2 separate regions of the Mus musculus genome follow, and region 1 is linked to region 2. A link is a loop called in an ENCODE intact Hi-C map of the cell type or tissue named here. Cell type or tissue: gastrocnemius. All regions are shown on one strand.

Region 1 (8,000 bases), 180 kb before region 2:
TCTGAGGACAGCTACAGTGTACTTACATATAATAAATAATAAATAAATTAAAAAAAAAAAAAAAAAAAAGAAACTCGGCCTGGTGACACACACCTGAAATTCCAGCACCGGGGGAGAGGAGAAAAGAAGATTAGGAGTTCAAAGCCAACCCCAGGTACACAGCAAGCATGAGGGTAGCCTGGGCTGCCTGAGAATTTGTCTCAACAACAATAACAAAAAAAATGTGGGGCTTGAGGAATGGCTCAGAGATTAACAACACTTGCTGTTCTTGTAGAGGACCCATATTCGGTTACCAACTCCCACATGGGCAGACTGCAACTGCCTGTAACTCCAGTTCCAGGGGATTCAAAGTTCTTCTCTAGCCTTTGAGGTTACCAGATATGCATGTGGTGGTACACACAAATACATACATGCAGGCACTCACACATAAACATAAAACGTCTTTAATCCTAGCTCTCAGGAGGCAGAGGAGGGGGATCGCTGTGGGTTTAAGACCAGCCTAATATGTATACATAGTGAGTTCTAGGCCAGCAAGGGTAACACAGTGAGACCCTGTCTCAAAAAAGGGGGAAAAAAAGGGCTGGAGAGATGGCTCAGTGGTTAAGAGCACTGGCTACTCTTCCAGAGGACCTGAGTTCAATTCCCAACAACCACATGGTGGCTCACAACCATCTGTAATGGGATCCGATGCCCTCTTCTCGTGTGTCTGAAGACAGCTACAGTACACTCATATACATTAAATAAATACATACATACATAAAAAAGGGGGAAAAAGGGGGGGTGGTTATAGAAAGATGGTTCTGTGGTTAAGAGCACCAACTGCTCTTCCAGAGGTCCTAAGTTCAATTTCCAACAACCACACGGTGACTCGCAATCATCTGTTATGGGATCCAATGCTCTCTTCTTTAAGACAGCAACAGTGTACTCATATAAATAAATCTTTAAAAAAGAAGGAAAAAAAGCTGGTTGTGGTAGCAAATGTCTTTGATCCCCCTTTAATCCTAGTACATGAGACACAGAGGCAGGTAAAATACCTGTGAGTTTGAGACCATCCTGGACCACAGAGTTCCAAGCCAGCTAGGTCTACATAGTGAGATCTTGTCTCATTTAAAAATAAATAAATTATATATACATACATGCATACATACATATGAATGTGACCTACAGAATGCACCTTGACCATGGATACTTCAATGTCATTGCTTACCCTAGACCTACACGTGTCCGTCCCACTCCTTTGACAGGAGGATGTCTGTCTGTTCTGATCACAGTAGCACCATCCTACCTCAACGTTTGCACTAGCTATTCCTACTGCCTCGAATGCCTTTTGTAAAGCAGGAGTACCCCATGACATACCCTCACTCGGGTGATATACCCCATGACATACCCTCACTCAGGTGATATACCCCATGACATACCATCACTCAGGTGATATACCCCATGATATACCCTCACTCAGGTGATATACCCCATGACATACCCTCACTCAGGTGATATACCCCATGATATACCCTCACTCAGGTGATATACCCCATGACATACCCTCACTCAGGTGATATACCCCATGATATACCCGCACTCAGGTGATATACCCCATGACATACCCTCACTCAGGTGATATATCCCATGATATACCCTCACTCAGGTGATATACCCCATGACATACCCTCACTCAGGTGATATACCCCATGATATACCCTCACTCAGGTGATATACCCCATGACATACCCTCACTCAGGTGATATACCCCATGATATACCCGCACTCAGGTGATATACCCCATGACATACCCTCACTCAGGTGATATACCCCATGATATACCCTCACTCAGGTGATATACCCCATGAAATACCCTCACTCAGGTCTCTGATCAAACACTCTACTTCCAGGCGGCCTCAGATTACCACTCCATCCCAAACCACCTCCCTTCCCTTGAGAGAGTAGCAAGCAAATTAGGGAGTCAACATCAGTCCCAGGACTCCTCGGGAAGTAGCAGAACAAATCTGTCACCACAGGGACTTGGTGGGGTATGAGGAGGGCTTTGTTCCTGGGAGGAGCTGCTGGTTCAATACAGGAGAATTGGGAAAGGGCAGAGCCAGACAGCATGTGGGACAGCCTGGGGAGTACTGAGGGAGGAGGGTACCTGCTGCATTGTCCATGTTCTCGCACAGGTCTGCCAGCAGCTCTAGTGCGCCTTCACGCTCCTGCTGGTCAGTGGCCAGCTCAGCTTCGCCAGCCATTGCGGGTGTGGCCTGGGACAGGACCCGGAGGCAGTTCTTCATCTGCTCCACCTCCTCTCGCTGGCCCCGGAAGGCGGCCGACATGGCTTCCTGCAGCCATTGGCGTCTCTAGGGAAGAAGGGAGAAGGATGGGGGTAGAAGATGTCTCTCAGTGACTGCCCAGGGAGTGACACTAATAGGACAGCCAAATGCAAGGACTGATGGCTCTTTCCATCAACAAGTATCTAGGAGACATCTTGGGGGAAGCACAGGAGTCTCTCATTCTATAGTGCAGTCTGGCTTCCCGCTCACAGCAGCCTTCCTGCCTCAGACTCCCAAGTGCTGGGATTAACAAGCAAGAGCCACCACACTCAGATGTTTACACAGTTTTTACTCATAACTTCTTTTCTAGGTTCTAGGGAGTCAGTCCTGAGACAGACTGATTAGAGAAAAAAAAGTGTTGTTCAGGGTGTGTGCAAGACAAACACAGAGAGAAGCTAGAGGGAAAAAACAAACAAAACAAAACATGTAGTGTGACAGGAGATGGCAATATGACAAGTGCTATAGGGTAAGTAAGATTAAGCACAATGGAGGATCATGGGAGTGGAGGTTGGCCTGTAGAACTTAAACGGGGTCATCTTGGAGGGTCAGATGTCAGCAATGAAATAGGCCAGGGAATAGCCAAGCATATACTAGGAAGAATATTCAAGACAGAGGCAATCACCAGCAAGCCAAGGTGGCTGAAGCAAGGTTAAGTGAGGGAAGAAAAAAGTTGAGGAGAGAGAAACACCCCAGGAAAGGAGCAAGTTGGATCTTACAAACAGATGCAAAGGCCTAGATTCTGCTCTGAATGAAGTGGGTGGAGCTGGGAAGGGAGTTCTCCCGAGGAGAGGCAGAGAGGTGGACTGAGAAGCATAGGAGCAGGGAAAGAGCGCTTACTAGGATTCTAAGTAGTCCATGCAAGAGAAAAGTTTATGGAGCAGGTTTCGGTGGCACATGCTTATAATCCCAGCACGGGGTGGGATGGAGGCAGAAGCAAGTTCAAGAACAACCTCATCTGTGTATCAGTGTGAAATATGGCCAGATCCTGGACTCTGAAGAGAGAACCAACTGTTGAGCTAAGGGAGGAGGGGAGAAAGAGGAGTCAGGCTGATACAGGGGTTCTGTCCTCAGCAACAAGTCCCGCCCATTTCCCAAAAGATGTCAGGTTTGAGGATCAGCTATACAACCGGAGGCTGTGGTGAGCTGGATGGTTCTGTATTGTGACAAAAGTCCTGAGAACTACATGAGGTTTGAATAGTATCCCTGGTCTGCACTTGCTACCAAGTTGGAACAAGAAGGGCTCTCCAGCCATGCCAACTGTCGTCTGGAGAAATTAAAAAAAAAAAAAAAAAAGCCAGAAAAGATAGAGAATGAGGAGAACAAGAGATAACAAAAGAAAGGAGTCCAGAGGAAGACCAGAAACTACACTGTCCCCAAAAGGGCGCTTCAGGAGGACTGAAATGGCTACCATATATCTGTAAGTCCAAGACTTTGGAGGTGGGGCAGGAAGGTCAGGAGGGTAAGGTCATTAAGGCTAGCGTGGTCTGTTTGAGACCGCAATCTCAAAACAGGAAAGAAAAGGGGAAGAAGCTGTAAGGCTTTGAAATCACGCTCCTGGACAAATTTGGGCAAACTATCTCATTGCTCTATGCCTATTTCCACCTTGGCACAACATGACACAACATGTATAAATTATTCTGTAACTTAACTGAATTACTACAATATTCTATGTATCGTAAATGTCAATTAAAAAAAGTTACATGAAAAATTCCTATCAACCTTTAAGACAATTCTGTAAGGTTTTATTATAGCTATTCCAAATTCATTGATTAAAAAAAAAAAATCAGAGGCAAAGAAAGGATGTGAATTGCCCAACCAAGGTCATGGCTGGCAACTGGCAAAACCCAACTACGTTGTGTACGAGTCAGTATAGACTGGAACATCAGAATTGCCTGATAAGACACTATCATTACTATTATCACCATCAATTCAAAAATGAACGAACACTTGAGGATTCGAAAGATTAAATAATATACCCAAGGTCACACTTGTGGAGACAAAGCTGAATCTAGTTCTGCCTGGGTCTAGAGAACCCAGCTTGCTTTTAGACTTTTCACTCATCATGAGACTTCCCAATACAAGGCTGCGATCGGACACTTTACAGCTGACCTTCACCCTATCATGATGCCACATTTAGACTCTAGCTCACCACCCAGGAAGACAACAGCTTGTAGCTCACTAAGCCACTCTCCCCAAGACACTTAGATCCTCAGGACCCTCACCCAACCTTCTTAGGTCCTCATACTTTACCTCCTCGCTCATGGGTTCTGGAGGGGGGTCTGGCTCCTGAGAACCCGCAGTAATAGCCATCTGCAGCAGGCCTTGGAGGTTCCGTGGAGGCCGGGGGTTGCCTGAGCCCCCCGCCGAGGAACCACTGCCCCCTGACGAGCAACCCTGAGAGGCCGGAGGCAACGCAAGAGGGAGGCGACTGCCCCCTGAGCCTTTGTCTGCCATGGACTTTCTGTGAAGGAAGAATGTGTTTAAAGGAAATTGATGGTCACCGCTGAGGCAGCAATGGTGTCCGGATGGGTCGACTCTTGAAGGTCTGCTGAGAAGGTGGAGTTTTGAAGGTGTTAGGAGTCTTCTCATGATCCCAAACCATTCTGCCTGCAACCACCTTAACCATAGCCCCCTTTCCTTCCTTCATACTAACAGGACCCTTGCCCAAATCCAGATGTCCCTCCTTGCTCCCTAGCAACAGGCCCCACCTACTCCCTGGCAACGAGCCCCCCCAAGCTCCCCAGCTTGCGTCCTCGTCTCTTAGCAACCCCACTGCCCCGCCTCCATGGCAACAAGCCTTCGCTCAGTCTCCTTAGCAACAATTCTCCTCCCGTGTCTTTGAAGAGGGGCGCCCCAATGGGGCTGATCTCACCTTGCCGGGTCTAGAGCTGCCACCACGCCTAAAGATAGACTAGGCTGCACCTGACTCTACTGGGCGCCGCCATCTTTACCGGAAATACGCAGTTCTCACACGGAAGTGCCTCACCCCAAGCTGTTTGCCCAGTTCTAAGCAGCACCTCTTAGCGGATGCGGCACTTAGCTCCGCCTCTGTCGACTAGGCCCCCACCACTTTCTCTTTGTCACGCCCCTACATTTCGCGCTTTTGTTATAAGCCCCGCCCCCTAGCTCCTCTGTTTATCTTAGCAAACAAGGGACTTTCATGGCGAACTCCTCCCCTCCCAGGCATAGGCCCCGCCTATGCCCATATTCCCCGCCTCTTTTCTAGGCCTTTCGGCCTGTCCCAGTCAAGTCCCGCCTCTTAGTACCTGGAACTTCAGCTTGTCCTGTTCGGCCACGCCCCTGCGTAGGCCACGCCCCTTCTCTGCTGCTGCTGCTGCTGCTGCTGCTGCTGCTGCTGCTCAGACGGTTTTGTTCCTCACTCAACTGATTTTAACTGCATTTGCTCCTAGAGTCTCGGGATATCTCCCCTAATATCCCACCTTTGTAACCTGAGACTCGGGCTCACTTTTTTCTAGGCCTCAGTTTCCCCATTTATTACCGGTTTCAGTGTGGAATACTCTGTGTGAGTTGTGTGTCTTCATGTGACTATGCATGGTGTGTGGGAAGTCCCATGTCAACATCAGCTGTCTTCCACCTTCGATCTTCCAATCATTTTAAAAATATTTTTAGAGTTACTTATTTATTTATTTATTTATTTATTTATTTATTTATTGGGTTTTTCGAGACAGGGTTTCTCTGTGTAGTCCTGGCTGTCCTGAAACTCACTTTGTAGACCAGGCTGGCCTCGAACTCAGAAATCTGCCTGCCTCTGTCTCCCGAGTGCTGGGATTAAAGGTGTGGGCCACCACTGCCCGGCTAGATTTTATTTTTAAAGATTGTTTTTAATTATGTAGTAGGGGAGGAGGCAGATGCCTGTAAATGCAGGTTTCTATGGGGCCAGAGACAAAGGACAAACTAAAGCTGTAGTTACAGGCAGTTATGAGACAACCAATATATATATATATATGGGTGCTAGGAACCAAGCTCAGGCTCTTTGCAAGAACAGTAAGTACTCTTAATGACAAGCTATCTCTTCAGCCTCTTAAATTATTGTTGTTCTTTTAATTTTTTTGTAGACTTACCTATTTACTTGTGTACAAATAGTTTGTGGTTGGTTAGTTTTTGTTTTGTTTTTTGAGACAGTGTTTTACGGTATAGCCTTGGCTGTCCTGGAAGTTACTCTGTAGACCATGCTGTCCTCAAACTCACAGAGATCCACTTTCCTCTGCCACCTGAGTGCTGGGATTAAAGGCGTGTGCCACCACTGACCCTGAACATTTTGCCTGCATGTATGTGCGTGCACTGTATGCTTGCTTGATGGATTGCCAGGAACTGGAGTTACAGATGGTTGTGAGCCATCATAATTGGGTGCTAGGAGTTGAACCTGAGTCTTCAGCAAGAGCAATAAAGCAACAAGAGTTCCTAATCATTGAAATATCTCTCATTGAACTCTCTCTCCGTCCCACCCCACCCCTCTTTTGTTTTTTGTTTTGGAGATGGTTCCTTATTTTGGTGTTTTGTTTTGGGGAGGCTCTCAGTATGTAGCCTGGGCAGGCCTGCAGAACGATGTGAGCAGGTTGCCCTACAACTCATAAATATTCACACGCCTTAAAAGTAGGTACACTCAGGGATGGCGAGATGGCTCAGCGGGTAAGAGCACTGACTGCTCTTCCAGAGGTCCTGAGTTCAAATCCCAGCAACCACATGGTGGCTCACAACCACCCGTAATGAGATTTGACACCTTATTCTGGTGCGTCTGAAGACAGCTACAGTGTACATGTGTATAATAATAAATAAATATTTTTTAAAAGTATGCACACTCACCCTGCTCCGTTTTATTCATTTTTATTTTGTGTATGAGTATTTTACCTACTTGTGTATATATACACACCTTATGTACCTGCTTGGTGCCCTTGTGGGCCAGAAGATAAGGTTTGTTCCCTGTAACTCTTACTATTGCTGTTAACAAATATCTTGTTTTTAATTTTGTTTTGATATGGGTTTCTCTGTGTAACCCTGGCTGTCCTGGAACTCATTATGTAGACCAGGCTGGAATCAAACTCAGAGATCTACCTGTGTCTGCCTCCCAAGTGCTAGGATTAAAGGTATTTGCCACCATTGCCTGGCTTGATTTTTGTATTTAAAAAGAAATTATTTATTTTTATTAGTACTCTGTCTGCATATACATCTGCATGACAGAAGAGGGCATCAGATCTTGTTATAGATAGTAGTTGTGAGCCACCATGTGGTTGCTGGGAATTGAACTCTGGACCTCTCGAAGAGCAGTCAGTGCGGTTTGTTTGTTTGTTTGTTTGTTTTGTTGTTTGGGGGGTTTGTTTGTTTGTTCGACACAGGGTTTCTCTGTGTAACCCTGGCTGTCCTCTAGACCAGGCTGGCCTTGAACTCAGAAATCCGCCTGCCTCTGCCTCCCAAGTGCTGGGATTAAAAGCGTGCACCACCACTGTCTGGCTGCAGGCGATGCTCTTCACTGCTGAGCAATCTCACCTGATCCAGACTCTTTATGTATGTGTATATGTGTAGGCCAGAAGAGGGTTTTGTATTCCTTGGAGCTGGAGTTACCAGTAATTGAGAACTTCCTGACATGGGTTCTGGCAACAGAACTTGGGTCCTCTGAAAGAATAGAACTCAATTGCTAAGCCATCTCTCCAGCCTTACCTT
Region 2 (8,000 bases):
CAACAACAACAGCAATAAGAAAAACCCCTATGTATGGCTTTGGAAGAAACCTGTTGTTTCTGGGCTAATTGATCAGGAGTAATTAAAAGTGGTGGTTTTTTGTTGTTGTTGTTGTTTTGCCATGGATGGGGAAATAATTGGTCTCTGTTCTCTTGGTTCCCTGGTTAGCCACTCTGCTATCAGCATTGGCTGGGCCTTTAATTCTCATTCTGATTGGACTAACATTGAGGCCTTGCATCTTAAACTAAAACAGGACGAGTCCATCATTTGACTCATTGACTAAGATCACTGGGGACACCCACTGGCTTAAGCAGGACCACTGAATGAAGAAGGAGACACTGCAGGATGAGTTTAGGCTTCTTAGCTGCAGGGGGATCAGCTTTTCAGGGACCAAAGTCTGAAGCACTTGGCAGAACCTCTTTCTTGTTACACAAAGGGCACCTTGAGCAAGTCAGTTTCTGCATGCCAAAACCTCTCACTCATCTAGGTTCTGTTGGGACCATTACCTAAGCTTTCTCAGCCATAAGAGACTTCCAGGTTTGCCCGGTATGTCTCTGGACTAAGTTGTGCAAAGGCTCTGAGACTCCTTCAAAGAAACAAGTCTAGGATAACAACCACTGACTGTGTGCAAAAGGTTACTTCAGAGCCTGGGTGCCATTGCTCTGAGTTAACACCAGATACAATGGCTCTGCTAAAATTCTGCTTCAACACACGTTTAATCTCAGTACTCCGGGAGGCAGAGGCAAGCAGATCTCTGAGTTTGAGGCCAGATTGACCAAGGCTCAAACAAAACAAAACAAAACAAACAAACAAACAAACAAACACCCTGTCTCAAAAAAACAAAACTTGTGAATCACAATATGACTGAACTTTGGATCCTTCTGCCTCCACTTCCAGTTCTAAGATTCCAAGATTTATTTATTTATTTATTTATTTATTTATTTATTTATTTATTTTTACTTTATGTGTATTGATTGGTCTTGTGCCTGCATGTATGTCTGTGAAACACATGGATGTCATGGTGAGAGAGTCCAGAAAAGGGCGTCAAATTACCTGGAGCTGGACTTACAGAGAGCTATTAGCCACCATGTAGGCGCCAGCTTCCCTCTTCTTTCAAAAACACTGAAGCAGGGAGTGCTGGCACACCTTTAATCACAGTAATTTGGAGGCAGAGGCAGGAGGATCTCTGTGAGTTTGAAGCCAGGCTGATCTATAAAGAGAGTTCCAGGACAGTATTGCTACGGTTACACAGAGAAACCCTGTCTCAAAAAGAGAAAGAAAGAAAGAAAGAAAGAAAGAAAGAAAGAAAGAGAGAGAGAGAGAGAGAGAGAGAGAGAGAGGGAGGGAGGGAGGGAGGGAGGGAGGGAGGGAGGGAGGGAGGGAGGGAGGGAGGGAGGAAGGAAGAGCTATAAAATCAGAATAAATGTGTTGGGTATGGTGAGCATGCTTAAAATCCCAGCACTTTGGAGGTTTATCTGGGTGGTGTGCCAAGAGTTGGAGGCCAGCCAGGACTGCATAGTGACCTTGCCTTAAAAAAGCTAACCAAGAAGAAATCTAAGATTGCATAACGTGTAACAGATTGTCCAGTGAAGAATGAATACAAGCTTTGGAATAAAGTCAACAGCTAACAAAAACAGCCTGTGGGGATGAGGTTCAAAATTGACAGACACTTCTGTTTGACCCAACATCTTCTCCCAGACCTGAAAACTGAGATAGAAGCCCTGCCCACACGACCACAGCCTCTAGACTCCCCCTTAGCCTCAGCCCAGTCATGTCCCACCTCAAGGCCCCTGCTCCCCATTTCCTGGAGGGCCAGTGAGTGTCTGTGTTCCTCCACCTACCCCTGTGTGTGTGTGTGTGTGTGTGTGTGTGTGTGTGTGTAAGTGGGAGCATATACATGAAAGCACATGTGGAGATCAGAGCCCAGCCTCATGTGTTGGCGGTAACCTTCCACACTGAGATAAAGTTTCCTGTTTTCTGCTGCTGTACAAGCCAAGCTAGCTGGCCAGGACACTTCTGGGGGAGTCTCCCATTTCTATCTCCCATGTCCCAGTATGACCACTGGGATTACAGTTCCATGCTACTGTATCTAGCTTTACACGAGTATCAAGGAACCAAACCTAACTCCTCAGACTTGAGTGGCCAATACCTAACCCGTTGAGCAATCCACCCAGTGCCCAGAGGGCTCCTTCCCACTCCTGGGGCTATCTTCTGGTTCTGAGCACAAGGGACACGGAGGCACCACGAGACATTTCTGAGGGGTGGATGAGCTAGAGAGACACACAGAGGATCACAAAGACCTAGCAATCTGCTGAAGGCAGCAGGGAGCTCCGGAGGGACCAGTCTAGAGGCTCAGAACGTCTCATAGCCTGACAGGCATGGTCACCATCCTCAAAGTGACGGAGACACAAACCCTCTGATCCAGAAATCTGTCCCTAAGTATTTATCTGACAGGGACCAGGTTATTATTAATCACAAGACTCTTTGACAGGGCTCTAGTGATAAAGGGCCACAAATTCCCAAATGTAGCCAGTTAGGCCACAGACACTTGCAGTCTGGCCACCTGGTGACCCATAATGCCTTACATAACAGACACTAATAATGTTTAATGACCTATGGCATCATATCCACTCTCAACCACTGTGTAGAGCAGAGAGCTTCTCATGGACTCAAGGCTGGCCAGGGACTCACGTCAACCCTCCTGTGTGAGCTGTTTAAATCCTGGGATTCTAGGTATGGAGTCACTGAGCTGTGATTAGATACATATACTTCTTTCTTCCTCTCCCTCTCTCTCTCTCTCTCAAGTTTTCCACTTTGTGGTTTGGGGTGACCTAGAACTTCTGATCCTCTAGCCTCCACACCCTAGTGCAAGAATTTATCAGCATACAAGTGATTCATGCAGTACTGGAGATCAGATTCAACACCGTTTGCCACAGAATCTTGCTAAATCGCCCAAGGGCACCTGGAATTCAACGAGCAATTCTCCTGCTGAAACTTCCGGAAGGAGTAGCTGGGATTACAAAAACTGCAGCCAGCCAAATTCTCACTGTGGATTCTTTGTAGCCAAAAACAACTGCAAGGGAGGTCTCCAACACAGACATTTAAAAAACAAAACAAAACAAAAACAAAAAAAAACCAAACAAAAACCCACAAACAAACAAACCTGCAAGGGAGGTCTCCAACACAGATAAAAAGTGCGCCAGTGAAATGAAAAGCGCAAGAACGGTATGGCAAACTCCCATCTGTGCTCCCTGAATGGCAAATGTAGATTTTTTTTTCCTTAAAAATTTCTATTTATTTATTTAGTTTCTATATGGGAGAGGGTATCCATGCCATGGGGCATATGTGGAGGTCAGAGACAAGCGAAGGAGTCATTTCTCTCTGGATCCCAAATGTGTGTGTTGATCAGATTTACTTTTAATTTTAAAAAAATATTTATTTATCTATTCCCTGTATATGAGTGCTCTGTCTACATGTATGCCTGCATGCCAGAAGAGGGCAGCAGATCCCATTACAGATGGTTGTGAGCCATTCTGGAAGAGGAGCCACTGCTCGTAACTGCTGAGCCATCTCTCCAGCCCGGACTGGGTTTATTATATGAGTGTTTGACCTGAGACTGCATAGCCACATGCATGTAGTGTCTGTGGAGGCTGGAAGAGGTAGTCGGGTCCCCTGAAACTAGATTTAAAGACGGTTGTAAACCACCGTCTGGGTGCTGAGTACCAAACCCAGGTCCTCTACAAGAGAAACCAGAGTTCTTAGCCACTGAGCCATGTCTACTCGCCCCCCCTTCTCTATTCCCCTCATAGGTTTTTAAGGCTTATGTCCCAAGGGCTGGGTTCTTGGCTTGGGAACCCATTTTTGGGAGGCACAGTGTGAAGGAAATGAGCAAGGGGGCTGGATGGAGTTCAGTGGTAGAGAGCACTTGATTTGCCTGGCTTTCATGACAGCCAGGCTCAGTTCGCCAGATTTGATCGAGATGGACTGGGGACACAGATGGGAGAGGATCCACGATGCTTTAGGGAGAGCGATACAGAGGAGCACGTAATTGTGAGAGAAGCGGGGACCACAACTCCTGGAACCAGGAATTTCAGGCTGTGTGACCCTGGGTGAGTTTCCCTTCCTCTCTGGGTCTCTTTTTTTCTCCAGGGTTAGCTCACTGGCGGGGTTGATGCAAAATTTGTCTCTAGAGAGGGTTGGGGACTCTCCCCGCGGGTCTATCCTGAGACCAAATGGAATGCCATTCCAACCCCCGAACCCGACACCCTGCAAAGCTTCCGTTTCCCGGTCTGAATGACGGGATGGTGGGTTTGCAAACAGCCAGCAAGTAACGAACCGGACTTACTCGAAGGTCCCAGGTTCGAGTTCGGGCCCCTTTTCCAAGAAGTCCCGTGACCTTTTCCCCGCTGGATTCCCACTGACCCCGTACTGGGCCTCCTTTTTGCCCTTTGTAGACACGTAGTCAGAGCCGCGGGTCTACACCCCCGCGCCGAGCCAACCAATCGGCGTTCGCCTCACTCTGTTCTACTCCATCCTGTTAATTCGATTGGTCTGAAGAAACTGGAGCAGGCGGAGAGACAGAGGGTAGGACCAATGAAAATCCACGGAGGGAGGGCCTTGGCTGAGAGCTCGGCTTCTAACCCGGAAGGAGGGTGAAGAACGACCAGAGAGCTAGAGGCTCAATCTTGGCTAGTGTAGGGTTCATGGCACCATCCACTCCATCCGGGGCGACCGGGGAGAGGTGATGCTTTCTGTAACCTAGCTCTAGGAAGGCTGAAGCACGAGTATCGCCAGTTCGAGACTAGCCGGGACTGCGTGGTGAGACCCTGTCAACCAAAACAACAGCCGGGCATGGTGGCGCAAATGTTTAGTTCCAGTAATCATCATAAACCGATGATTTAGTTAATGGTTTAGTTCCAGTACTCAGGAGGCAGAGGCAGGCATAATTCTGACTCTACAACGCGAATTCCAGAATAGCCAGTACAACACGGAAGTAAGTCCTGTCTCGAAAACCCGAAAGTCAAACTAAGAAAACAAAAGAACAAGCCTCGTAAGACATTTTCCCCCACTGCTTGCCAGTTAGCTTTTTCTCCAGGAATTCAGGACTTGTCTCCTTGGGTGGTCTATATAGAAAACTGACTCTGTACTTAGAAGTGGGGGTTAAGAGAGAGAGGATTACTTCATCCAGATATATAAACCTGGTATGGTGGCTCAGGGCCGGTAATCCCAGCGTTCTAGAAGCTGAGGCCTTGAGTTCAATGAATAAGAAAACAAAAGCTGATTACGGTGGCTTAATACCCATGACCCCAAGTACTCAGAAGTGGAGACAGGAGGATTTCTTCACCTTGAAGTTATGAGAAAAGGGCTAGGCATGGTGGCTAACGAGGACTGTAAACCCAGCACTTGGGAGGCTGAGTGTGGGTGAGGATCTTTTGGGGGAGAGATATATATATACACAGAGTTCCAGGTTAGCCTGGGCCACAGAGTGTGACACTGTCGAACAAAGAAAAAGAAATAAGGCTGGAACTGTAGCTCAGGTGGCAGAGTCCTTGCCTGGCATGAATAAAGCCTTCGCTTTAGTGCCCAGCACTGTATGCATGGGGGTGGGGTGAGGGTGGGAGAGATGGGGGATGGGATGGGACTGGGAAGGCAACCGGCAGAGGTTCAAAGTTGGTCTCCCCAGAACAGTGAACTCAAGTGCATCCTGAAACTGAGCCTCAAAAACAAAATGAGCTGAACAAAGATTAAAAACAACAAGCCAGACAGTGGTGGAGGCTCACAGTCGCCTGTAATTCTACTTCCAGGGGCTCAGACACCTTCTTCTGGCCACTTTGGCACTGAATGCATGTGGTAAGCAGACACATGGGCAGACACACACCCAAAATTTTATAAACACACACACACACGAAGAAAAGAACCAGGCATGGTGGTACATACCTTTAATCCAAGCACTCTGAAGGCAGATGCAGGCAGATCTTTGTGAGTTAGGATGTCAGCCTAGTCTACAAAGTGAGTTCCAGGACTCCCCAGAGCTACATAGTGAAACCAAGGGCAGGTGTGTGGGTAGCGGTAGGGGTTGGTAAAAAGAAAAAGAAAAGAGAAAAGAAAGGGCAAATGCCATCACTCTTGTGTTAGAGTCTATAAAGTTAATTGGCAGGTGCTGGCTTCAGTTCCCTTAACAGCTATTCACACCATGTACGTTAGTGCCGACACTGAGCCTGTGGCTCTCGCCTAGCGTAGAATGCACAACTGGGAGGTACCTGTGCCTGGCATTTCAGGAGATCCGTGGGAAGTGGGAAAGCCTGTGAAACCCATAAATAACACAGGCTCTCCCCTCCTCACCCCCAAAGCCAAAGGCAGCCCCTCCAGAGTTCCCACCCTTGTAGTCCGTCCCTGGCACAGCTGTGGATATAACTCAGATGGTGGAGCACTTGCCCAGCATGCATGAAGCTCCGAATTCAATCACAGTGCCATGCAAATCTGTACAAAAATAGAATCTGTATAATATAAATAAACCAAGCCCAGGCCCCCTTCTTGGACCACAGCCCAAAGCCTTCTAGACTCAGGGTCCACCTCTGGTCCTTTATGGGACTCCTTGTACTTTTTCTCCTGTGGTTGTTTAATATACTTTCCAGTTCCATCTATTTTCCTGTCTTTAAGAAAACAGATTTATGCTGGGCATGGTGGCACACGCCTTTAATCCCAGCATTCGGGAGGCAGAGGCAGATGGATTTCTGAGTTCACGGCCAGCCTGTTCTACAAAGTGAGTTCCAGGGCAGCCAGGGCTACACAGAGAAACCCTGTCTCGAAAAACAAAAAAACAACAAAAAAAAAAACAAACAAAAAGAAAGAAAGAAAGAAAGAAAAGAAAAAGAAAGAGAACAGATTTATTTTTATCTTATTTATGTATTACATGCCCCTGTCTCACTGTGTGCGTTTACCCATGGAGGCCTGAATGGACTTTGGATCCCCTGAGGCTGGAGTCACAGGGGGTGTTTGTGAGCCCCCTGACTGTGGTATTCGAACCTCCTCATCATGAAAGAGCAGTCACTTCTCTTAATGCTGAACCATCTCTCTAGCTGCCTCTCTCTCCCTGTTTCAAAAAGAAGTATTTGCTTTGATTTGTGTGCTGTGTGTGTGTGTTGTAGCTTGTGTGCTGTGTGTGTGTGTTGTAGCTTGTGTGCTGTGTGTGTGTGTTGTAGCTTGTGTGCTGTGTGTGTGTGTTGTAGCTTGTGTGCTGTTTGTGTGTTGTAGCTTGTGTGCTGTGTGTGTGTGTTGTAGCTTGTGTGCTGTGTGTGTGTGTTGTAGCTTGTGTGCTGTGTGTGTGTGTGTTGTAGCTTGTGTGCTGTGTGCTGTGTGTGTTGTAGCTTGTGTGCTGTGTGTGTGTGTGTTGTAGCTTGTGTGCCTTTTGCTGCTTTGCGGATTCTCCTTCCTCCCACGCTTCTCCACCCTTTTTCTTCCACCCTTCCAACCTCCTAACACTGGACAAGAGAGGGAAAAGGACAGGGAAGAAAGACATCCCTGGATAAAGTCAGGAGTCAGAAAGGGGGCAACATCGTTAATTAGACGATTTGTTGCTGATTAGGGGCATCAAGTTCCTTGGGGGCAAGTTTGATCTTTGCTGTGAGGATATCTAATATCTTCTTGTTCTTTCTTCTTTGTACACGACTACTTAACAGACAGTGACCAACAACAACCAACAACCAACTCCCATAAAACCCACACTGCCTCTTGGGGGAGCCTAGCATGTATACACTCTCTGAAAAGTCTCCAGAATTCCATAACTCATCACAGAAACTATCTGCGGGGGGCAAAACCATGCCTTAGCTAGAGCAGGAGGCAAATCACAGTCAGCTGCTGTGGGCATCCAAAGCAGCCCACATCCCACGCCGGGGAGTAAACCAAAAGCACATTCTTATTAATATTCCTGTGTTTTTAAAAGAAATCAAAACACACTATAGTGCGTCCTCCCTCCCTTCCTGAGCCTAGGCTGGCTTCAA

What was found. A loop is a pair of places that touch in the nucleus more often than their neighbours do. Peaks named below come from ENCODE experiments on the same cell type or tissue, not always from the same donor. Only the 100,000 strongest peaks of a DNase experiment are listed, where the experiment ranks them.
Region 1: it touches region 2 in a loop (3-fold over the local background); 1 of 42 quality-filtered maps calls a loop at or near these places.

What each region holds. Positions count from the first base shown.
Region 1 is chr7:4,679,701-4,687,700 of GRCm38, forward strand. It overlaps Hspbp1 (HSPA (heat shock 70kDa) binding protein, cytoplasmic cochaperone 1), which reads right to left and starts at 5,281. Exons shown (of 8, transcript NM_001360629.1): 1 at 5,194-5,281; 2 at 4,572-4,866; 3 at 2,144-2,348. The coding sequence starts at 4,775. In gastrocnemius, no CTCF peak of the experiment used is centred here; DNase peaks (open chromatin) are centred at 4,710, 5,396 and 5,556; H3K4me3 peaks cover 1,631 bases; H3K27ac peaks cover 1,439 bases.
Region 2 is chr7:4,861,716-4,869,715 of GRCm38, forward strand. Isoc2b (isochorismatase domain containing 2b) reads right to left here and starts at 4,464. Exons shown (of 6, transcript NM_026158.2): 1 at 4,346-4,464. In gastrocnemius, a CTCF peak has its summit at 3,485 (motif pointing right); DNase peaks (open chromatin) are centred at 1,499, 3,524, 3,921 and 4,578; H3K4me3 peaks cover 1,867 bases; H3K27ac peaks cover 3,419 bases.